Regions from separate parts of the Homo sapiens genome. Here region 2 is linked to region 1. Evidence: chromatin loops called from intact Hi-C (ENCODE). Cell type or tissue: chondrocyte. All regions are shown on one strand. Links, peaks and the distances in the headings refer to the core of each region. The heading gives the core; the rest is flanking DNA.

The links. Peaks named below come from ENCODE experiments on the same cell type or tissue, not always from the same donor. Only the 100,000 strongest peaks of a DNase experiment are listed, where the experiment ranks them.
Region 2: it touches region 1 in a loop (19-fold over the local background); 16 of 110 quality-filtered maps call a loop at or near these places.

The regions. Positions count from the first base shown.
Region 1 is chr18:59,978,918-59,991,465 of GRCh38, forward strand. No RefSeq gene overlaps it. Among named protein-coding and RNA genes, the nearest start is that of PMAIP1, 85 kb to the left of the region's middle. In chondrocyte, for the core only: a CTCF peak has its summit at 9,388 (motif pointing right); a DNase peak (open chromatin) is centred at 7,418.
Region 2 is chr18:60,406,711-60,419,258 of GRCh38, forward strand. No RefSeq gene overlaps it. Among named protein-coding and RNA genes, the nearest start is that of MC4R, 40 kb to the left of the region's middle. In chondrocyte, for the core only: CTCF peaks have their summits at 5,238, 7,650 (motif pointing left) and 7,855; no DNase peak of the experiment used is centred there.

The DNA of each region.
Region 1 (12,548 bases), core at 2,454-10,453:
CCTTTCAGCCGTGTGTTGATTTTAACATCCCTTTGGAAATCCCTCTGGCACATTGTAAGGACCTAATGTATGTTTGCCAAATCTGAATCTGAGGCTACCTGGCCAAGGCAATGTGGGAGATGACTTGAGGTGGCATCAGCCACTTTGGGGTTTCAGAACATGAAAATCAGGCCATTTATCTTTTAGTTCCTCTTCTATTTTCATCTCTGAATAATTTATTCATTCATTTTAAAAATAATATATTTAGTATCCCCTGTATGCTAGTCTCATTAGCCACCTAGAGACCAACTGTAAGTTCTTCCAGTGCTGCCTAACAATTCCAGTTGATCGTGTTTTCTCTTTTCAAGCAAAACTAAATTCTGAGCTAAACTAGATGTCAACCTAAAATGTGAATGGCATTTATCCTTTGTATTACAAACAGTGTAATTGTACACTTTTAGGTATTTTAAAATGTACAATTAAATCATTATTGACTACATAGTTATTTTATGGTCATAATAAAAATTATATAGAAATATAAAATCCATACATTTCTGAGTCACAAAAAATTATTAATAAATATTTGTTATATAGTTCTCTTTTTTAAAAAAGGTGAATGGTTAATGGAATTATCTCTTCTAATGCGTGTTTGCAATTTTTAAAGGGTGGCGTTAGTACAGGTAAATCTCTGGCTTATTCCTGGAACATATTTTGAGCTAAATAGATTTTTTAAAAAGTACCTTACCGCTATGCATCTGCTGGAACATAAAAGTCTGGTACCAGTCATCCAATATCACTTTACTTTTTGGGAAATCCCCACTGAATGGAGCTCTGTTTAGGCACTTAACTAAAAAAAATCAGGCTGGTGTGGTGGCTTATGCCTGTAATCCCAGCACTTTGGGAGGCCGATGCGGGCAGATCGCCTGAGGTCAGGAGTTCGAGACCAGCCTGGCCAATATGGTGAAACCCCGTCTCTACTAAAAATACAAAAATTAGCCAGGCATGGTGGCAGGTGCCTGTAATCCCAGCTACTCAGGACGCTGAGGCAGGAGAATCACTTGAACCAGAGGTTGCAGTGAGCTGAGATGGTGCCATTGCATTCCAGCCTGTGCAACAAGAGCGAGACTTCATCTCAAATAAAAAAAAAAAAAAGAAAAGAAAAATCCTAAGATCTATAAATCTACAAAGGGAGACTTTATTTCTTGTAAAGGGTTACAGCTAGCAATGTGGCCATTCTGACAAGCTGGGAAGCATAGTCTCAGGCAAAGACCAGAGACAGGCACTTTGAAGGAGGGGTTGGGTAGGACCTTTATGATGAACAGATTGGCTAAACATACATATTCAACAGGTTATTGCAGGAGCTATGAATATTCATGAAGGTGATCCTGATGCTTGCATATTGAACAAATTTGCATGTTACATATGATCCGTGTTTACTTTGGGGTGGAGAGTTAACATTTACATGTATTACAAGTAGGCCCCATATGTCAAAAGATCTCTTTAGGACACAAAGGCATTCAAATTCACAGCATCTGTAAACTGACCAGAGCTAGTCCATGGTTGTTGGGTCTTCTGATCTGGAGATATTTACTGTGATCAGTCTCTTGACCACTCCCAGGTGTAGTTACGGCTGGTGGAACAAGGGTTCAGTTAGTCAGCATCTGGTGGTGGATGAGCTGCGATTGTTTCAATAATGCTTATCTCAAGGCCAGTGCTTGTTTAGCTGTTTGTTTAAGGAAAAAGAAAAACCTTGTGGCAGTTAGAAGATAGTTTATTTTTTAAGTGTAGGGCACTGCCTTAGGCTCTGCTTATAATTTGGAATCTTATTGCTAGAAAGAGTCCATGCTGTCAGTCTTATGATCTCTATTTTCATATCAATGCTGGTCAATCCTTGTGTCTAAACTGCAAAAGGGAGGGGATATAATGAGGGTGTCTGACCTCCTGCCCCGTCATGGTGGGGAACTTCATTTTTAAGATTTCTCTGGGGTCTCCTTGGCCAAGAGGGGGTCCCCTTGGCCAAGAGGGGGTCCCCTTGGCCAAGAGGGGGTCCATTCAGTTGGGTGGGGGGCTTAGAATTTTATTTTTGGTTTATAGGGAGAAACCTGGAAAGCGAGTCTCCACGGGCATAATACGTACTGAATCCCCGTACAAGAAATGCAGAGTTCAGGGGCTTGTGGCTTAGATTTGGGTATGTGATTGAGTGGAGGTGATACAGGGCAAGTGAGCCCCAAACTGGAGCTTAGACAGTGAGGGTTCTTGGCTTTGTCCAGGAAAGAATTCAAGGGCAAGCCAGAGCTAGAAGAAAACAGCTTTATTGAACAGGCAGTGTGACAGCTCCGTGACTGTTCCTGCAGAGCAGGGTCACCCCACAGGCAGAGTAGCAGCTCAGGGCAGTTTTGCAGTCATATTTATTCTCACTTTTAATTGCATGCAGATTAAGGGTCGTTTTATGCAGGGAAGGGGTAGTAACTTTTGGATCACTGGGTGCCATGGAAAGGGGGGTAACTGCCAGGTGTTGCTGTGGTAACAGCAAACAAATATGGCACACTGGTGGGAGGGTCTGATTGAAAGCTGTATTTGCCCTGCCCTGTTTTAGCTAGTCCTCAATCTGGTCCAGTGTCTGAGCCCTGCCTCTCGAGTCCAGTCCCTCCTGCTACTTCAGAGATGAGGCTTAGAAAGGGACTCTTAGATGAAGAGAGGCTTAATAGAACAGGCTTTGAAAGCAGAAATTCAGGACACAACAATCTGAACAGGGAGGTCAAAGTGGCATGTGAAAGTGCCATGAAAGAAACATGAAGTGTTAATTTTAGTTCGCTGAGAACAGTGAAAGGTGTTGAAAAGCCATTACCCTTAAAATAATAATTTTCTTTTTCCTTTGTTTTTTAAAGATCAATGACTTTTTTCCAGAAAAAGAAGGAAATTCCTGTATATTTTAGTATGTCCAACTAAAAGCATGCTCAATATATGTTGACTTAATCAATTTATCAAAGTTCATTAAGATTCCCTCCTGCATTAAATAACATGCAGGTTGAAACTCTCACTGCACTCAGATTTTGCTAATGTTTTCTTGTTCCCTAAAGAAAAATAGGCAATAAAGAGATAGAAATATTCCTGTTTTAAGTTAAATCTCAATAATGTTGTCTTATGACTTTTGAATACTTTTGAAATTACAATCCCTCTTTCCTACTATAATGTGCAAAGGTATTTTGATTCTGTGGTGATAGAAAAAATAAAATTTATAAAAATAATTCCTCATCTTTATAAGGAGTAGCTTCAACTCTCAGAATCGTTTTTAAGCTTTTGTTAAAAAGTTACAAAATAGTTGGACACACTTCAAAACAGACCCAAACATGTGTAAGCACATTTATAATTTTCTCATGAAAGTCTACACATCATCTAAAGATATGCTCTTTAAGTGTAGTGTACCATTTTCTTTTTTCTTTAAATTTCAATAACTTTAGGGGTACAAGTGGTTTTTGGTTACATGGATGAATTGTATAGTGGTGAAGTCTGAAATTTTAGTGTGCCCATCCCTCAAGTAGTGTACATTGTACCCAGTATGTAGTTTTTTATCCCTTTCCCGCCTCCCACCATTCCCCATTGTGAGTCTCCAAAGCCCATTATACTATTCTGTATGCGTTTGCATCCTCATAGCTTAGCTCCCACTTCTAAGTGAGAACATATGGTATTTGGTTTTCCATTCCTGAGTTACTTCACTTAGACTAATTACCTCCATTTCCAACCAAGTTACTGCAAAAGACTTTTTTTTTTCAGCTGAGTAGTATTCCATGGTTTATATATGCCACATTTTCTTTACCCACTCATCAGATGACGTGCACTTAGATTGGCTCCATATCTTTGCAGTTGTGACTTGTAGACTGGTACTGCAATAAACATATGTGTACAGGTGTCTTTTTAATGTAGTGACTTCTTTTCCTTTGGGTAGAGGCCAGCGATATGGTTTGGCTCTGTGCCCTCACCCAAATCTCATCTTAAATTATAATCTCCATATGTCTAGCGAGGGAGGCAATTGAATCATGAGGGCCGTTTCCCCTATGCTATTCTCACGTTACTGAGTGAGTTCCCACAAGATCTGATTGTTTTAAGTGTTTGGTAGATCCTCCTTCATTCTTCTCTCACCTGCCGCCATGTAAGATGTGCCTGCTTCCCCTCTGCCATGATTGTAAGTTTCCTGAGGACCCCCCCATCCATGTGGAACTTGAGTCAATTAGGCCTCTTTCCTTTATAAATTACCCAGTCTTGGGTAGTATCTTCATAGCAGTGTGAAAACAGACAAATCCAGCCAGCCTAGATAACATAATGAGAGTGAAGAAGGGAAGCCTAGGCAGGTGAGAAAAGCGAGGCAGGTAAGGCAGGTAAGCAAGCCTCTAGGCAGGCCAGGCAGGCCAGGAAGACCAGGCAGGCCATGCCAGCAAGAGGCCATGCAGGCCAGGTAGGCAAGGAAGGCAGAAAGGAAAACATGTATGGTTTCACTTACCTTCTTGAACATATGGAGTCTATTTAGGGTGGTTGTTACAATATCCTTGTTTGCTTCTTCCATTATCTCTGTCATTTCTGTGTTTCTATTTCTGATTTTTATTTTGGTTGTGGGTCATATTTCTGGTTTATTTGTACGTCTAATACATTTTAAATTTGTGCTTGACTTTGAGTATTAGTTATTCTAGGGCTATTTTAGACTCTCTTTCTTTCTTTTCTTTTCTGCCTTCCTTGTCTGCCTGGCCTGCCTGGCCTGCCTGCTTAACCTGCCTGGTCTGCCTAACCTGCCTGGCCTACTTAACCTGCCTGTTCTTCCTGGCCTGCCTGGCCTACTTAACCTGCCTGACCTTGACCTGCTTGGCTTTTCTTACCTGCCTAGGCTGCCCTCCCTCCCTCTCACTGTGTTGCCCAGAGCCTGGCCTCAAGCTCCTGGGGTCATGCAATCCTCTCACCTTGAGCCTCCCAAGTAGCTGCGCCTATGGGCATGCACCACCATGTTCGGCCCAGTCCCGCTTTTAAGGTAACATCTTTCTGAGGTTTCTACTGAATGCCTGTGTATTCAAGAAGACCCCATGCAAACCGCCATTCCAGCTGGAGGGAATCAAATAATTCCTGGCACTGTATAAGCTTTGGAAATTGTTCATCTTACATCTCCCTTGTAATTGTTTTTTCCCGTGGTAGTTGTTGTTCCCTGACCTTGTGATATTTCCTCTTATGTATGTACAGATTGGAATTCAGCCAAAGACCGAAGTAGATCTCTATTCTATGGTTTGAATAACATTTACTTGGTAGGCTGGGGCACAAATTAGTGCATATGGTCAGTGTGTTAATTTACTAAGCAAGAACCTTTTGACATCCACTGTGTGTATGGTGCTATATTAGGCTGCCTTACACTCAAAGAAATTGGCCAGATATACCATGTGACATATGGAAGAATTGGCTTTGTTTTTAATAACCACCACCACCTCCCCTGGGGAAGTGTCTTTTGATGTTCTCCAATACCTGTGTCGTGTTTAATTACAGGAGGAGAAATACAAAACAACAACAACAAAACAAAACAACCCCCCCCCCCCCGCCCCAAAAGCAGGCAGGTCATAAAGGATGGATTGAAAATAGCCTGCTGACAATTCTTCCGTGAGAATTTCTGTGACTCTCTTTCTACGTCTCTTCCTTTGGATAAGTTTACTTATTTTTATACAGAACTAAAAGGAGTGTGATTGAATTACGCCACTCTTTGATTCAGCTGGCAGTGGCAGCACAGTGTAGTAACTGGCAAGGACTCTCAAGTTGTGCTACTCAAAACACATGATCCCTATATGCTCCCATTAATAAATTCTGGGAAAATCAAACATTTTTATGTCTTAGCATTGATTTGGAAACCATCTGTGGTGCATTATTTACAAGTGTTTATTTTTAATTAACTATTTTTGCCTTTTTTTTTTTTTTAAATTGGAAGAACCTCTTAATGACTTGAAATCCAGTTTGAGTCACCTCTTTAGTCATTGTTACATGTGGTAAGGGAGTGAGAAAGGCTCTGGATTCAAATGCCAGGTTGGAGTCTCAGCTCCACCACTTGTGTTCATTATTTGGCCTCTATGAACTTCGGTCTGCTTCTTTAAAAGGGGTAATAATGGTACTGTATTATAAGATTGTTGTGAGTACTGAATGAGATAATCCATGTAGGGCATTTATTATTATTATTATTTTGAGACAGGGTCTTGCTCTTTTGCCTAGGCTGGGGTGCAGTGGCATGATCACAGCTCACTGCAGCCTCAAATTCCCAGACTCAGGCGATCCTCTCATCTTAGTCTCCTGAGTAGCTGGGACTACAGGCAACTGCCACCATGCTTGGCTAATTTTTGTATTTTTTGTAGAGATGGGCTTTTGCCATGTTGTCCAGGCTGGTCTCAAATTCCTGGGCTCAAATGATCTGCCCACCTCAGCCTCCCAAAGTGTTGAGATTACAAGTGTGAGTCACTGCACCTGGCCAATGTAATGCATTTAGCGTGATTGTGACCACGTAAGTCATCATGGGCATGTTAGCTATTAAGATGATTTAAAAATGATCACATCTTAGTTCTTGCAATTTTACACTGAAATTACTATAAGTAAGCTTCTCCTCACGTGGAAGTCATTAGCTTTACCTGTAAATATGATTGCGGCATCTGCCTATGTTTGACTTTGTAAAGTTTGATTCTAGGTTAAGAGAGGATGACTCATGTCTAAGCAAGCAGTCTCCATTTGAGGCAAGGTTTTTTGTTTTTGTTTTTTTTTTGAGACAGAGTCTCGCCCTGTCACCCAGGCTGGAGTTCAATGGCATGGTCTCGGCTCACTGCAACCTCCGTCTCCCAGGTTCGAGCAATTCTCCTGCCTCAGCCTCCCGAGTAGCTGGGATTACAGGTGCCCGCCACCACGCCTGGCTAATTTTTGTATTTTTAGTAGAGATGGGGTTTCATCATGTTGGCCAGACTTGTCTCAAACTCCCGACCTTGTGATCTGCCCGCCTCACCCTCCCAAAGGGCTGGGATTACAGGCATGAGCCACCGCGTCTGGCCAAGGAAAGGTCTTGAGTGTGCTACACTTGCCTGTGTGAGACTCCTGGTACTCCCTTGCAGTAATGAGTAGATTCGCCCGCAGGTAAAACAAAACCGAATCATCAAATTTGATGTAGTAGATTTGTATTGAGTCAATGAAGCTAAGCTGGAATGATAGTTCCCTGAATTCCCTTCCCTGCAGAGTTTCCTGCATAGTTAGTGTGGTCCAGAAGAGACACTGATGTACGAGATTTGGAAGGCGGAAGAGAAGCAGCAGCATGTTGCTTTTATGCTCAGAAGGTGGGTGCAGGGCCCGGGACCTGTTCTGCTCACGTGTGTGATTGCACCTCTGTTGGCCGCCCTGGGGACATGGGCAGCAGCTGGCCTCACAGCTGCTCCAGCTTCTGTGCCCAGGGAGTGTGTTTACCTTTGTGAGGACGAGTACCAGCAGGTCACGTTCCTCGCTGAAGTTGGGGGCACTGAGAGACTGAGGTGGGATTCGGCCTGGCCACGTATGTTCCACCTTGTCCTTGTAGGCCATGGTTTCTCCTTGCTTTTTCCTACTCACGCCCATCTTTTCTTCTTTAATGACAGACCCATTCCCTCCAGGGCCTGGATACAGAAACAAAAGCCCCGTAAACTGCTTAGTCAACTCCCACAGTTCTGTGGGGTCAAATCACTATAATGAATCCCACTCTTATGAGTTCTGCTTCTTTGCTGGAACCCTGATTGACACCGGGTGTGATAGCATTTTAGCCTTCAGCCATTGGTACTGAGTCCTCTTGAGAAGAGCGTTGTGTGTGCACATGTGTCTTATCAGGTATTGGTAGGAATTTAAAACATAGAGATGCTCATAGGCCAAGCAAATATTGCTCAGTTCCATTAAATAATCCCTGGAGCAATTTCTGGTCCTATCATGAGGGTCAATAAATAGAATGTTGGAGTTTTTGTTTCTTCTTTTCCTTTATCATCCTCTCTTTACTTTTCCAAGTTGCCTCCCACCCCCACTTTTGCCCCAGGTCTGTATTTTAATTAATTAGTCAAAATTTTCATTGAGTGCCTACTGTATCCATGCTGTATATGTGGGAATGTATCAGGCATTGTGCTGGGTACTATGGATAGAGTAGAGAACAAAATGGAAATAGCTTAATGTTGGTCCTCTTGGAGATAGGTGTGAAACAAACAAGTCAACACAGGGATACGTAATTGTAATTTCCAAAAGAACTATGGAGGAAAAGTTACCTACAAACATATCTAAGTTACCTTCTTGACACTCAAGGTTCCTTGGTACTATAGCCTGAATGTTTATATTCCCTCCAAATTCATAGGTTGAAACCAAAACCAGAGTGACAGTATTTGGAGGTGGGGCCATTGGGTAATGATTACGTCATGGTGGCGGAGCCCTCATAAATGGGATTGGTGGCCTTATAAAAGGGACTCTAGAGAGCTCCCTTGCCCTTCTGCCATGTGAGGACACAGTGAGAAGATGCTATGACCAGGAAGCAGGATCTTAACTGACATCGAATCTGCCTTAATCATGGACTTTCCAACCTCTAGAACTGTGAGAAATAAATTTCTGTTTTTTGGTAAGACACCCAGGCTATGGTACTCTGTTAGAGCAGCTGGAACAGCCTAAGATAACTGGTCTTATACAATATGTAGGAAAGGAGAATGTATAAGAATGGCTACCAGGAAAGGTATCTGCACATCAACATTTTTCAGTGTTTAGCAGCCCACAAGGTTGCAGTCTATATGGTACAAACAAAGCCCTGGAACCTTATACTCCCCAGCACAGTTATCTTGGAAACTTCTATCAAACTGAACTATATGAATCATACATTTATTTTTGTTTGACAATTCAGAGAATGTCTTCATATCTTTTCCTCCATTAGCGTTAGGTGATCATGTGAGCAACCCATTTCTCATAGGGCTAATTTATAAGTCTTGATTTATGTTATGCTAGATAACAAGTTTTAATTATAAATAGTAATAGAAAAAGCAGGTCTTTAATTTTGAACTGTCACATGACTTAGGTCACCATCCTCAGCTTTGTGGTAATCTACCATGCCCATCACCTTGTAAGGGATCGTAAGAAATTCATTCCCAACCTTGGTGCTCTTCACTTTCTCATTTTGTCCAAGCTTCTCAAGTTGTATTTTTTGTTCTGTAAATAATTTTCGTCAATATATTTTCTTAAAAAATATAAGGCCATTAAAAAAAAGACAAAGCAACACTCTAAACACAGCAATTATTTTTCTATCTTCAAATTAATTTCCAGTCGTTTTCACACAGGTACATATTTCTTACATAAATTAAGTAATTTGCAGTCTAGCTGAAGAAACATACAGGGAGAAGTTACTGCTGCTGTGCAGTAGATGGCGCCAGACACCAGGTTACTAATCAGCCTGTATTTAAATTAAACGTCTTTAAAATTGCTGAATAAATTTCATAAGTTTGATAACATCTTACTCATTTTAGTTGAGGAACATCAAATTGGCTTAGATTACATTTTTTGTCCAATTGTCATATAGTCCAAAGTTTAACATTTTAAAATGTCATATTGTGAAAAAGTGCTATTTATTTTGGGGAGAATTTTTAAGGGTTTTTTTAAAATTACACTTGTAGAAATTCTATAAATAAAAGTATGCTTAGAGGCAATTATTTTATGTGCTAAAAATTACACATTTATAGTGTTTAAAATACTTTTTGAATTATAGTAGTAAAAAATTGCCTGTTAGGCTGGGCACAGTGGATCATGCCTGTAATCCTAGCACTTCGGGAAGCTGAGGTGGGAGGATCGCTTGAACATAGGAGCCTGCAGTGAGCTATGGTTGTGCCACTGCAATCTAGCTTGGGCCACAGAAAAATACCCCATCTCAAAAAACAAAACAAAAAAATGCCTGTAATCTGTGTGTTGGTGAGGCTGATTTTACTAGCTCTTAAAAAAGGTTTTGTCTTTTATCACTATTCATCTTTTAATACTATTCTCAGGGAGTATTGTGTGTAATGGAGGTGTTGTAGGCAGATGAAATAAGGTGCTGACTTACTTTGTAGGTGGTTAATAGTTTCTTTTTGTAGCAACAACTCAGAATGGGGAGTTTTTAGGTGAATGTCAAGCTTTGGTAATTGAACAGAACCAATCCAGTAATTATTTCAAGTTAGCATTTTAGCCCATCAATGTAAATAATGCTGGATTAGCAACATGTTCCTGTTTTTTACATAATGGAACAGTGTTTCTGTTAGGTATGAATATCCTTGGAAAGTGATATTTTGCACATCTTTAAAAATGCGTGGCTTTATGCGTGAGCTTAGTTCTTAGCTTTATACACACAATATACATATTTCTATTTTGGGTAAAGTTAAAATAACCAAAATAATTAATTATTCTGGCCTTTTTATGTGGCCATTTGACTCTTTTAAGTGTGTTAAAATATTTGCTTTACAAGTAGCTGGTCTTTGCTTATGTTTAGATAAGTACCTGTGTTATTGCCCTGTTCATTTAGTAATCTAAAATTCTAAGCCAGGGGAGCCATCACCAGGTGATACGGTTTGGCTCGGTGTGCCCACCCAAATCTCATCTTGAATTATAATCCCCACATGTCAAAGGAGGGGCCTGGTGGGAGAGATGATTGAAAAATGGGGTTGGATTTCTCCCTTGCTGTTCTCATGATAGTGAGTGAATTCTCACAAGCGTTGATGGTGCTTCCCCCTTCGTGTACACTCTCTCTCTCCTGCTGCCATGTAAGGTGTGCCTTGCCTCCCATTCCATCATCACTGTAAGTTTCCTGAGGCCTCCCCAGCCATATGGGACTGTGAGTCAACTAAACCTTCTTTTTATAAATTACCCAGTCTCAGGTAGTTTTTTTATAGTAGTGCAGAAATGGACTAATACACCAGGGGTCTTATAGTTAGTTGTTTCTTAGTAGATATTCTCATTTATATCATGTGGGGATTCACTTTGGTACATAATTAAATTTCCAAGAAAACTGAAGCTTTTTTCTTAGCCAAATATATAAACTTAAAAAAATTTCTATTACTTGGAAATTTCTTAGACATCTTCTTCCAAATTACACTAAACATTTGACGATCTCTTTCTTAATGAGATGTTTTACTTTATAGTGCTAGTCATTATTTTATTTTTTGCTGCTTGCTTCTAAATGGAATATTCCTATGGAGTGGCTGTAATTCATCGTTTCTTGCATTTTATCATTTAGATAACCTAAATACAAAAAAATTATCAACCACTGTAGCATGGATATAGATATCAGAATGGATGCTAGCTGAAAACACCTGCCTGATCATACCAGCATCTCCTAGTTAAATATTGGCACCTCCATTTACTTCCTCTAGTCTGACTCTCTGTCCAACAAATGGCTTTCTGATGACTAATTTGGATCGCAGGTACTTTGATTGGTGGAAGAATATGCTCTGGAGATGGAATATAAATATTCTGGTTACCACTGTAAAGGTGCATCCCCCTTCACTGTAAATAAATGAGTTGGCATCCAATCTATTGGTGACATGAGAGTTTAGTAGCTGATCTGAAAAGCTGAGGATCAGCTACATTATGGCCAACCCTCCAAGCTGGGAGGCTCTTACAGAGAAACCAGCCCACCCTTCTCTGCTTGTCTTGTCCTGCTGTATCTTTCACATCTCTCCCTTTCACTCCAATGCTATCATCAGCAGAGAGTGAGAACATCTAAACAATGTTTTAATGTGGTCTCAACATTGACCACAAAAAAAAAAAAAAAGCCATTTGGGTTTTGGATAAGAGCCCAAGTTTTAAATCATTAAACTTCTCCATTTCAAAGTGAAGAAGTTTAATGATTTAGTCTCAGACTAGCATGATTGCTGATAGTATGAACTCTGCAATTAAACTTTGTGGATTCAAATATTAGCTTTCCCACTTACTAGACCTATGAGCCTGCTTTCTTCCCTGGAAAATGGGGATAACAAAAGTTCTTAATACAGAGACTTTTAGGAGCAATAAATACATTCAAGATTCCAAAATAGAACTTAGCATATCATCACTATTCAGTGAAGCTTCACCATAATTACCTTTGCTGACCTTGGTTGGGGTTTTAGCACTGCTCAAGTGCTAATCATTCCTTGTGGTAGTTATTTTAAAATTTTCACACTTTGCTCAAGCTTTTCTCTCTCCAATTCCATCCCTTTTTCCTGATTACCATGTCTCCTTCTTCACAGATAAAATATAAACGACTGAATGTAATCTTTCCCAGCATCCCATCATCTGTAGATTTTTTTGCCACATATCCTTTTAACTAAAGGATTGTTTCTCAATGTATGGTCACTAGACCAGTATCATCATCATCACCTGGGAAACTGTTAAATGGCAGATTCTGGGGCCTCATTGCAGACCTACTAAATCAGATTCTCTGGGGGTAGAATCCAGGGATCTATGATTTAACAGAATCTCCCAGGGAATGCTAAAGTTTGAGCATCATTGCTCTAAAGCTTGGGGGTCTGACATGCAGGTCCACTTGACCAGGTCATTCTCTCCCTGGGAGTAGACCTTTA
Region 2 (12,548 bases), core at 3,058-11,057, 430 kb after region 1:
GAATCTACTGAGTTTGATTACTTCAAAGAAAGCTTGCATATAACAAATCCACAGGCAACATCCATGGAACAGGCAAAAGCTGGAAGCATTTCGCTTGAAAACTGGAACAAGACAAGGATACTCTCTCTCAGCCCTCCTGTTCAACACAGTATTCAAAGTCCTATCCAGAGGAGTCAGGCATGAGAAAGGAATAAAAGGCATCCAACTAGGAAGAAAGAAAGGCAAACTATCTCTCTTGGCAGATGACGTGATTCTATATCTAGAAACCCCATATGCTTTGCCAAAAGTCTCCTAGAACTGATAAACAGCTTCAGCAAAGTTTCAGAATACAAAATAAATGTAGAAAAATCAGCAGCATTTCTGTACACCAACAACATTCAAGGTGAGAGCCTAAGCAAGAACACAATCCCATTCACAGTAGCCACAAAATGAGTAAAATACTTAGAAATACGGCTTACCAAGGAGGTGAAAGATCTCTACAATTAGAATTACAAAACACAGCTGAAAGAAAGCAGAGACAACACAAACAAATGGAAAAACATTCCACGTTCAGAGATAGGAAGAGTCAATGTTGCTAAAATGACCAAATTTCCATTTAGCAAAGCAACTTACAAATTCAGTGCTATTTCTATCAAACTAGCAATGTCATTTTTCAAAGAATCAGAAAAAAAACTATTCCATAATTCCCTTTCACATGAAACCAAAGCAGCCAGAGTGGCCAAAGCAATCCTAAGCAAAAAGAACAAACCCAGAAACATCACACTACCTGACTTCATACTAAAAGGCTACAGTAACCACAACAACCTGGTATTGATACAAGAACAGACACGTAGATCAATGCAGTAGGATAGAGAACCCAGACATAAAGCCAAACACCTACAGCCATCTCATTTTTGACAAAGTTGACAATCATAAACAATGGGGAGAGGACTCCCTATTCAATAAATGGTTCCAGAATAGCTGGCTAGTCATATGCAGAAGATTTAAACTGAACTCCTTCCTTTCACCATATACAAAAATTTACTCAATATAAATACTTAAATGTAAGACCTAAAACAAAAATCTAGAAGAAACCTAGGAAATATTACGTTGGTGCAAATGAAATTGTGGTTTTTGCCATTAAAAATATTGCAAAAACCACAATTACTTTTGCACCAACCTAATACCATTCTGGACATCAGCTTTGGCAAAGAATTTATGATAAAATCTCCAAAAGCAATTGTAACAAAACCAAAAATTGACAAGTGGGACCTAATTAAACTAAAGAGCTTCTGCATGGCAAAAGAAACTATCAAGAGAGTAAACAGACAGCCTACAGAATGGGAGAAAATGTTCACAATCTATGCATCTGACAAAGGCATAATATCCAGAATCTATAAGGAACTTAAGCAATTTAAAAAACAAAAATCAAGCAACCTCATTAAAAAATGGGCAAAGGACATGAATAGACACTTCTGAAAAGAACACATACATGCACCCAACAAGTATATGAAAAAATGCTTATTATCACTAATCACTAGATAAATGCAAATCACAACCACAATGAGATACTATATCACACCAGTCAGAATGGCTATTATTAAAAAGTCAAAACACAACAGATGCTGGCAAGGCTTCAGAGAAAAGGAACCATTTATACACTGTTGGGAATGTAAATTATTCCAGTCACTGTGGAAGGCAATGTATAGATTTCTCAAAAAAACATAAAACAGAACTACCATTCAACCCAGCAATCCCACTACCAAGTTTATACCCAAAGGAATATAAATTGTTTTGCCAAAAAGACACATGTACTCATATGTTCATTGCAGCACTATTCACAATATCAAAGACATGGAATCAACCTAGGTGCCCAACAACAGTGGACTGGATAAAGAAAATGTGGTATCTATACACTATGGAATGCTGTGTAGCCATAAAAAGGAATGAAATCATGTCCTTTGTAGCAAAAGGGATGTAGCTGGAGGCCATTACCCTAAGCGAACTAATGCAGGAAAAGAAAACCAACTACTAGCATGTTCTTTCTTACAAGTGGGAGCTGAACATTGAGTGCATAGACACAAACATGGGAGCAATAGACACTAGGGATGACCTGAGCAGGGAGAGTGGAGTAGGGTCACGGGTTGGAAGGCTACCTATCAGGTACTATGCTCACTACCTGGGTGATGAGATCATTCATATGCCAAACCTCAGTGACAGGCAACTTATCCATGTAACAAACCTACCCATGTACCCATGGAACCTAAAATAAAAGTAGAAGAAAAAACAGAAAGTTTGCCAAAATTATGATAAGTAGTAAAAACAAAACAATAAATTTGTTATGGCATCATCTGCCAAGTGTTAACTAAAAACAGTTTCTGACAACATGGCTAGCTAGAATTAATTCGTACTTAGGTATAAACATATGACTGAACTATAATAGGATGTTTGTAAAAAATATGTTCTTGTTGTAGCCCTTAAAAGCCTCTCATTATAGATCATCATGCTTGTTCCCTTTCCATTGAGCAGATGGAGACAACCATGGTGACTTTAGAAAGAATGGGTTGATGGTGAAGAAGGTTTATCCCTGAATGAACACTCCCCCCATGCTTACTGCCTGCAAACACACTCACACATGTGGCTGTTGAAGATGAGTAAAAATAGACTTCTATCAAATTTCAGCTATTAAAAGTTTGGGATGTGGATTAGTGAAGCAGATACTAGTGTTACCCTAAATGATACACCTGCAGGTAGTGTATGCAGTGTGTGGAGAGAGAGAGAGACTAGTAGAAAGTAGGAAGTGCCTTGATGCATTTAGAATAGTCTCACATTTTTAGGGAGAACAAGTTTCCCTAAGACGTATCAGGATTACAGATGTGCGGATAACATTAAGAGTAACAACATATGTGTCATGGGCTCTTTCTATATTTGCTCATGGAAAGTAGAATGCTACTCACGTATTTTTCTGGAGCCTCTAGGAGTTTTCCTCAATTTAAGCTGATGCTTCAGCCATCTAGCATCCCGCAGTCAGGCCCTTTTTGAGGATTTGGGGTTCCTCTCTCCACAATGCATTGCCATGGCTACCAGGTATTACCGTCTCTTGGGGTATTTCTGAGGAGGAATCAGAGTCAACAAAACTAAAATTCCACTTTCAAGTATAAATCTTTTCATTTTGTTTTCTCAGGTTCAGCACTGGGGGAAAAAAAACCCCCTAAATATTGCTTATTGTTTCAGAGATGTTATCTTTCTCTTTGGTGCACTGAGAGAGACAACATGTTTCCTTTATTAAGGAATTCATTTTGCCAGAAAATTAATTGTGCTTAACCAAATTAAGCTGCTAAATTTGATATAGTGTGGTGATAACATTAGAACATGTCTAAGATGTCATTGTTTCTATTGGAATTAAAAGGATTATTAAAAATAGCGGTTAACTGAGTCTTTTTTCTTTAAATAGAGTGAGAAAATCTTATTGTATCAGTTTTATTCCTCAAGTGATTGATTTTTATGCTTTATTACATTTTACCACATTTGATTCTTACAGTTAAAATTTGAAATTTAATATTTCTAATGATAATTTTAATAATGCTTTTAGCATTTTCAGATTTACTGTAATCATATTCTTAAGTAGCACAATTACTCTTATTTTACATATTTTATAAACAACTGAGGTCAAACAATTTTTTACTTAACCGAGGGTATATAATTTTGACAAAGTCAGAATGTGGCTTGTATTTGCCAAAATCCCAAGAAGAAGTGGGTGGCATACTTGAAACAGGATAGACCAAAAAGATATTCAGGCTATGTGATGGTTAATATTGAGTGTCAACTTGATTGGATCGAAGGATGCAAAGTATTGTTCCTGGACGTGTCTGTGAGGATGCTGCCAAAGGAGATTAACATTTGAGTCAGTGGACTGGAAGAGGCAGACCCACCCTCAATCTGGGTGAGCACCATCTAATCAGCTGCCAGTGTGGCTAGGATAAACCAGGCAGGAGAAAATGGAAGAGCAGACTTGCTGGGTCTTTCTCAGTCTTTCTCTTTCTCCCATGCTGGATGTTTCCTGCCCTCAAACATCAGACTCCACTTTCTTCAGCTTTTGGACTCTTGGAGAGACTTACACCAGTGGTTTGCCAGGGGCTCTCAGGCCTTTGGCCACAGACTAAAGGCTGCACCATCAGCTTCCCTATTTTTGAGGTTTTGGGACTCGGACTGATCCACCACTGGCTTCCTTGCTCCTCACCTTGCAGATGATCTATCGTGAGACTTTACCCTGTGATTGTGTGAGTCAATTATCCTTAATAAACTCCATTTCATATATACATCTATCCTATTAGTTTTGTCCCTCCATAGAACTGTGACTAATACAGGCTATTTACCAAGACATAGGTGTGGATAGTGTAGGAGCAGAACTGTAACCTCCTGGAATATTGAAGGGAGAAGGTGAGGGGCAATTACTAGAACGTGGAGGGAAAGATTTCTGAAGAGTCAGCTGCCTTGAGAGATTCAGTGACCTTCAGTGGAGGGAATGAGCCAGCTCAAGGCAGCCTTGCAGGAAGGGAGATGAGGAATAAATATGTGGACTTCATTCTTTTCCCTCCCACTGATCTTCCGCCAAGCTCCCCTTTCACCAAATTTAACCAGATGCCAAAGGAAACATTTATATGCCACATATAAGTCAGCTCTGGGTGGGGGTGAGGGATAGGGCAGAGAAGGTTCAAGAAGTTTCGAGAGGCAGGGGATCTGCCACAGGACCCCGATCTCCATTTGACTAATGGGTGTCCCTTCTATTGCCTTTGCATTCAAGAAGATCCTATCCCACTGGATATCAGGAATTAAGTGATGATTCAGAAAGTCTCCATCCTTGTCCCTTTTCTCATCTTGTTCTCATTGTACTACTATTGGTAGAAGACGATACAGATATAAATTACTGTCCCATAAGATTTCATTGAAACCTGTGAGTTATAAATGATACTACATGATCAGAGATTAAAAATAACATTGTACTGTATATTTGTTATGTTTTTGGCAGCTCGCCTTCAAATTTCCTTGCTGTACACATGATCTCTTATTAGAGAGTTACATGCTTTTCACCCAGACTTTGCATCTGGAGAAGGACATACACATTGAAGAGACAAATTACTCGAAGCTGCCTCTGTGGAGTTAAGAGCTCTGCAACAGGAATTCTAGATATGAAAGGACGTTCACTTCTGGTGGCGTCATCAGGGAATGACCAGAGGTGGCAGCACAGGCAGTTGTACCTCAACCAGACAATTACCATGGTTAAGATCTTGGCTTTCCTTTCTGCTACCCAGAAGACTATCTTAATTTCTGTTCTTTGTTGATTCTGTGAGATGTCTGGTGTTCTACTCATAAACTTATTTTCTACTTGAATTAGCAAGAGCAGATATTACGGACTGATTGTATCTCCAATTCCCCCAAGTTCATAGGTTTAAGTCCTAATCCCCAATGTGACAGTACTTGGAGATGGCACTTATAATTAGATAATAAGGTTAAATGAGGTCAGAAAGTTAATCCAATAGGACTGGTGTCCTTATAAGGAAAGGAAGAGACATCAGCGATTTCCCTCTTTCATTCTGCATGTGCACAGAAGAAAGGGTGTGCAAAGACAGAGAGAAGGTGGCTGTAGATAAGCCAGGGAGGGAGATGTCACCAGAAACCTACTCTTACAGCACCTCGATCTCAGACTGCCAGCCTGTACAACTGTGAGAAGATAAATGTATGTAGTTCAAGTCACCCAGTCTGTGGTATTTTGTTATGGCAGCTCTAGGTAACAGTAGACTCTGTTACTTTAGAAAGTACAGTGGGTTTCTGTTATTTTCAACAAGATCCTTAACAGAAAGAAACCCTAACAATTGAACTAGAGCATTATTTTTCAAACTTTGAGTCACAACCAGCAGTAGGCTGTCAAATCAATTTAACAGATAGCACCAAATTTAAAATAATTGAATAGAATATAATAGATGAGAACATATTGTAATGCATCACCTCTAGTAAGATTAAGTACTGCTTCCTGAGAACTTTGTGTGTGTGTGTGTGTGTGTGTGTGTGTGTGTGTGTATGTGTGTGTATATTTGTGTGTGGTTGTTTCTGTGTGCATATGTATATACATACTGGACTAAATGTAAAATATATTTTGGAACATGGGAAATGGTTGAATAAATTTAAAAAATATTATTCTAGAGCATATTACAATATTCTAATTGTTCATTTTTCCTGTCATGACAGATTGAAGAATTTAGAGCCTCACTGAAATATGGATTAAAAAATCATAATTGTGGGATGATTTTCAAAAATTTGATATTAAGAGGGAATTAAGACTATGGTTCATCATGAGTTGTATTGAAAACTTAGATTGTGTGATTTTTATTATGTAAAAATTTGTGTTTTAAAGTTTTATGTAGCATGCTGAATTTCTCTCTGGCATCAAGGGCTTTGAAGATAGGAAGAGAGGAAAATAGGAGAGTGTGTGAAGTTAAAGAGGAAATCAACAACTAATATTTGTACTGTGTTATTCAATTTGCAAGTTGCTTTCAATTTCACTTGATCACTTCATTTAATCTTCAAAAGAAACTTGTGAATATTCAATCTTTATGAATGAGAAAACTAAAGCTCAGAGGTTGTACTTTCTCCAAACTTGTATTTAACATATATAGAAATCAGAAGTGACTTAGCCAGATTTCAAACCAAGGTTACTTGAATCTTCAACAAATAATTCCTGTCTTTGGACTTCAAGATTTGTTCTTTCCATTATCATGTTAAATAACTAAAATAACAAACCAGTTATTTATTTACGACAATCTCTTCTCTGAGTTAATCTGTAGCAACTCAGAATATAATTGAATTAAAAATTTCAATGTTATTACTTTGTTATATGTCCCTCAACATTTTACCTCAAAATTTAGTTATATCTGGAAGTCCAGGTGGATTTATTCTACAGGGGATTTATTATAATAAGGCCGTGGAGTCTCTTAGAAAGTGATTTACTTAAAGTGCAGAGATAATCAAGGTATACAAACTTGATCCTAAGAAAATAAATTTATGTTGGAGGGAAATGGGGATTCTGACTATAATACCAAATGTGTCACTGAAGGTTTTGCTTTCTCCCAACCCATTTAGACCCATGTCTGAGTTCCACAGGGAAGGGGTTGCATTGATGGGTTCATTAAAGTCAATGACACTTCAAAATCTTTGCCTTGCTGTCGATAACATGGAACAACAGCCTCCAACATTTTTGGTGCCAGGGATCAGTTTCTTGGAAGACAGTTTTTCCATGGACGAGGGCAGGGGCATGGTTTGGGGATGATTGAAGCACATTACATTTATTGTGCTCTTTATTTCTATTATTACATTGTAACATATAATAATTACACAACTCAGCATAATATAGAATCAGTGGGCGCTCTGAACTTCATTACCTGCAGCTACACAGTTCCATCTAGGGGTGATGGGAGACAGTGACAGATCATCAGGCATTGGATTCTCATAAGGAGTGTACAGCCTAGACCCCTCACATGTGCAGTTCACAATAGGGTTCACATTTATGAGAATCTAATGCCACTGCTGATCTGATGGGAGGCAAAGCTTAGGTGGTAATGTGAGCCATGGGGAGCAGCTGTAAATACAGATGAAGCTTCATGTGCTCCACCTGCTGCTCACCTCCTGCTCTGCAGCCCAGTTGCTAACAGGCCACAGACCAGTACTGGGGGTTGGGGACCCCTGATGTAGACAACAGATAGACTCTAGATAGTAGTGAAGGAACCCATTTTTTAATTGGAGTAATTCCTGGAACACTGATCAGGCATAATAGCGTAAGAATACATAGGAAGTAAAAATAAAGTAGGAGAAAATGTAAAACATCAAGCTGTGGCCTGTAAGTTGAAGGTATTAACAACAACAAGGCTGCTGTTCCAGGTCAACAGCACCAGCAATTAAATAGGAGACATCACTGCACAGCTAGAGTGGACAGGGTGAAAAAGATGGGTGCCACATATGTGGGGAGCATACATACACAGGCGACTTAGAAGTAGGACCCTTGTTTTATGCATGAAGTCATTTATTCAACAAACATTTGTGAACAAAGTATAGTATTTGGTATAGGAATATAATAACTAGATGTACATGACTCCCACGCTGAGGCAGACTAGAGTCTACTTAATAAGACAGAAAAATGAACAAGAAATATGACATTAGGGCTGTTTGTGGGTAATTGGTGGTTCAGGTACTAGATTGTTAGAATACCGTCAGAAGAGAATAGTTTATTACTGATACTGTGATACTGATACACTCTTCAGGTTGATTTGACCTGAGAAAAATTCATTACAAATTTATAAGTACCTTTATTGTAGTACTTACCACAGTCCTCATTTCATTATGGGGATTTCTGCAGAGGGTGTTTTTCCTTCGAGTTCAAAACTGTAGTTAAGGATAGAAAAAACATCATTTGTGTATTTTTGTATTTCCCACAGCAAGATGCTTAGAATCACTTAGTGCAAAGTGGGTTTGTTTAATTACACTGAATAAATGATGCTACACATTGTGAGAATAGTTTCAAGAGTCTGTTTGAGATTTGAAATTAACTTTATTATAGAGTCATATTTAATTATTTAATACCAGGTAAAAGAGAATTGCAGCAGAGGTAAAGAACCAGAACCCTTATCCTGGGCCGGTGTTGTGTAGTACATGACTCACAGACATAACACTTTTACCTTCCTTCTGAGAAGCAAATTTTGCCATCGTAGTTATAAAGAGGGACTGGTCTTAAATGAAATAATCAGAAAACACATGAACCCACGAGTTTAAGGTGGAGTTATCTGTGCTTTAGAAATGAGGAATTGAGGCCGGGCATGGTGGCTCATACCTGTAATCCCAGCACTTTGGGAGGCTGAGACGGGCGGATCATGAGGTCAGGAGATCGAGACCATCCTGGCTAACATGGTGAAACCCCGTCTCTACTAAAAATATAAAAAAATTAGCTGGGCGTGGTGGCGGGTGCCTGTAGTCCCAGCTACTTGGGAGGCTGAGGCAAGAGAATGGTGTGAAACCGGGAGTCGGAGCTTTCAGTGAGCCAAGATTGTGCCACTGCACTCCAGCCTGGGTGACAGAGCGAGACTCTGTCTCAAAAAAAAAAAAAAAAAATAGCAGGGCGCAGTGGCGGGCACCTGTACTCCCAGCTACTGGGGAGGCCGAGGCAGGTGAATGGCGTGAACCCGGGAGGCAGAGCTTGCAGTGAGCCGAGACTGAGCCACTGCACTCCAGCCTGGGCAACAGAGCGAGACTCCATCTCAAAGAAAAAAAAAAGGAATGAGGAATTGAAATTCCTGGTAAATAAGATATTGCCAAATGTTTAGAATACATGGAATAATAAAAAATAGCACCTAGAATAGTCTTTAGATTAGTCTACTAGTGCAATAGAAAAATGAGCTTTCCCTTTAAAATTTTTGGTCTGAAAATTGTTGGATGTATTTTGATTCGAATCATTACAGTAGGTATTACACTTCAGTGAACTATTTTATAATTTCTTTTTCTTTAGATTTACTTGTACCCCATAATTTTTCCCTTGAGAAAAATTTTGAATTATCTGGCAAAATTTATCATAGCTTAATTTTTCTAATTTCATTTGAAGCAATAATTTTCCTGAAAATTGGCCATTATTTCCCAAATACCTTGTCAAAAATTCTCTTTTATTTAAATTATTAGCTTTTTTGTGTTAAAAATGCTTTTTTTTTTAACTTCAGGCAGTTTCAGTTGTGTTTTACTGGGCTTTGATTTTCAAGCAATATACAATATATTAATATATTACACTAACAATATGTTATTGTTAATGTCGTGTTCTTAACCATGTGAGTAAATTAACTAATAAAATATTTACTTTGAAATTAAGTAAATACATAATATGATTGTTTTGACGACATGTTCTGCCATAAATCATACCAACCATACTCTTGGATAAATGTGAAATAAAAAATAGAAATCAGTACTAAGAAGATCTCTCAAAACTACACAACTACATGGAAATTAAACAAACTGCTCATGAATAACTTTGGGGTAAACAATAAAATTAAGGCACAAATCCAGAAATTCTTTAAAATTAATAAAACAAAGGTACAATATACCAGAATCTCTGGGACACAGCTATATTGATGTATGCAAAAAGTTTGGATTGATCAAATCAGGGTAATTGGAATATCCATCATTTCACACATTTATCACTTTTATGTGTGTATTTTGAACATTCCAAATCTTCTCTTCTAGTTATTTTGAAATATACAATACATTATTGCTAACTATAATCATCCCACTGTGCTATTGAACACTAGAATGTGTTTCTTTTATCCAACAATAATTTTGTACCCATTAACCAACCTTTATTCATCTCCCATCTTCTTTATCCTTTCTAGCCTCTGGCAATAACCATTCTACCATCTACCGTCATAAGATCAATGTTTTAAGATCCCACATATAAATGAGAACATGCAATATTTGACATTCTGTGTCTGGCTTCTTTCACTTAACATAATGTCCTCCTGGTTCATCTATATTGCTGCAAGTAATAGGATTTTATTATTTTTATGGCTGAATAATATTCCATTGTGTATATATACTACATTTTCTTCATCTACTCATCCATTGGTGGACATTTAAGCTGATTTCATATCTTGGCTATTGTGAACATGGGAGTGCAGGTGTCTCTTCCACATACTGATTTTCTTTCTTTGAGATTTATACCCAGCAGTGGGATTATTGGATGATACTGTATTTCTAGTTTTAGTTTCTTGAGAACCCTCTATAATAACTATACTAATTTTTATTCTGACTAACAGTGTATGGGAGTTTCCTTTTCCACACATGCTTACCAGTATTTAAATTTCTTTTATGATAGCCATTTTAACTGGAGTGAGATAGTATCTTGTGGTTTTTATTTGCATTTTTTTCCGACAGTTAGTGATGTTGAGCACTTTTTCGCCTATTGGCTATTTGTATTTCCTATTTCTAGAAATGTCTATTCAGGTTATTTTGTCATATTCAAATGAGATCATTTGGAGTTTTCTTTTGCTATTGATTTGAGTTTGTCATATATTCTGGTTCTAAATCCTTTGTCAGATAGGTAGTTTGCATATTTTCTCCCATTCTCTAGGTTGTCTCTTCACTCTGTTGATGTTTCCTTTACTGTGCAGAAGCTTTTTAGCTTGATATAATCCCATTTGTAAAGAATAATATGACTATTAAAATGTAACTACTCTTTAAAATACCTTCAAAGACACCTCATTTACTTCCTGGATAATGTTAAAATTTCTTAGTTGGGAATCTATGGCCTTGCAAAAATATTTATTTCTGTTCTATTTCCATGAATTTGATTTATAAATTTACTACATTTTTTAAGCATCTCCTATGTGCAATGCATTCTTGGCTTTCCTGTCCATAAGAAAATGTCAACATAACACATTCCACCCTCATGATTGGAAAATGCTGTGAGGGAAGATCAAATAAAGTGCTGTTGGATTTTAGAGGAACAGCTATTTATTTTAAGTTGGAAAGATTAAGGATGGTTTTAGGAAATTGGGGGTGTTTGGTCTGGACCTTATGAAAGTGTCAGATTAAAACTGACACAGTGTAGGAAAGAGTGGGTCACTTTAGGAGAGAATAATATTCAGCTTTCTTACTGAATCAACTGTCATTTCTCAAAGTATAATTCATATTCCACGCAACCTGACTTAGGGCATTAGCTGTTTCTCAAATGTATTTTAACTTCATAGGTTCTGTGCTCCTGTTTATTTTACCCTCTTCCTGTAATTTATTTTTTTCAGTACTTTTTTATTCTATAGAAGTATCTACCTCTTATCACTTCTGCAATTTCCCAACCTAGCTAGAATAGATATATTTTTTACTCTAATAGCAGCGTTCGTATCTCTTTTATGGCATTTTACTTCATATATGTTTTTTAATCCATTAAGATCAAGTCTTAATCTAACTATAGATTGTAAATATTGGGGCTTCATCTTTGTATTTCCTAATGTATCCAGTACAGTATCTTGTATGCAGTACATACTCAATAAACAGAATTTTATTTTAAATGGTTTACTCCCCAAACTATCAGAATGCTAGAATAGTTAGTTTCATCTCATACACAATGTCTGCCTTAAACATGGTGTCAAATGATTTAATACGACTGAAGAATACATGCAAAATTCTTCTTGGCCCAATTCTTTTCTACTAAACTGATACAATGCATTAAAACAACCATTGGGATTTATTGCCAAATCTAAGCATGATGATCAACTGTACAATGCTCTCAAACTATAACTGATGAAGAAGCTGTAATTGAAGTAATGCCACTCCAGTGGAATCATGTACTCTTTAGCAGGCTACATGACAAGGAAACTATAAAAGCTGGAGGATTTTCAGAGCCAGTGGTCTAGTATCTAGAATATATAAAGAAGTATTACAATGCACAACAAAAAGTCAAACAACCCAATTAGAACATTGGCAAAAAATGGAACAGATATTCCACCAAAAAGGTTGTACATATGGCCAATAAACATATGAAAAGA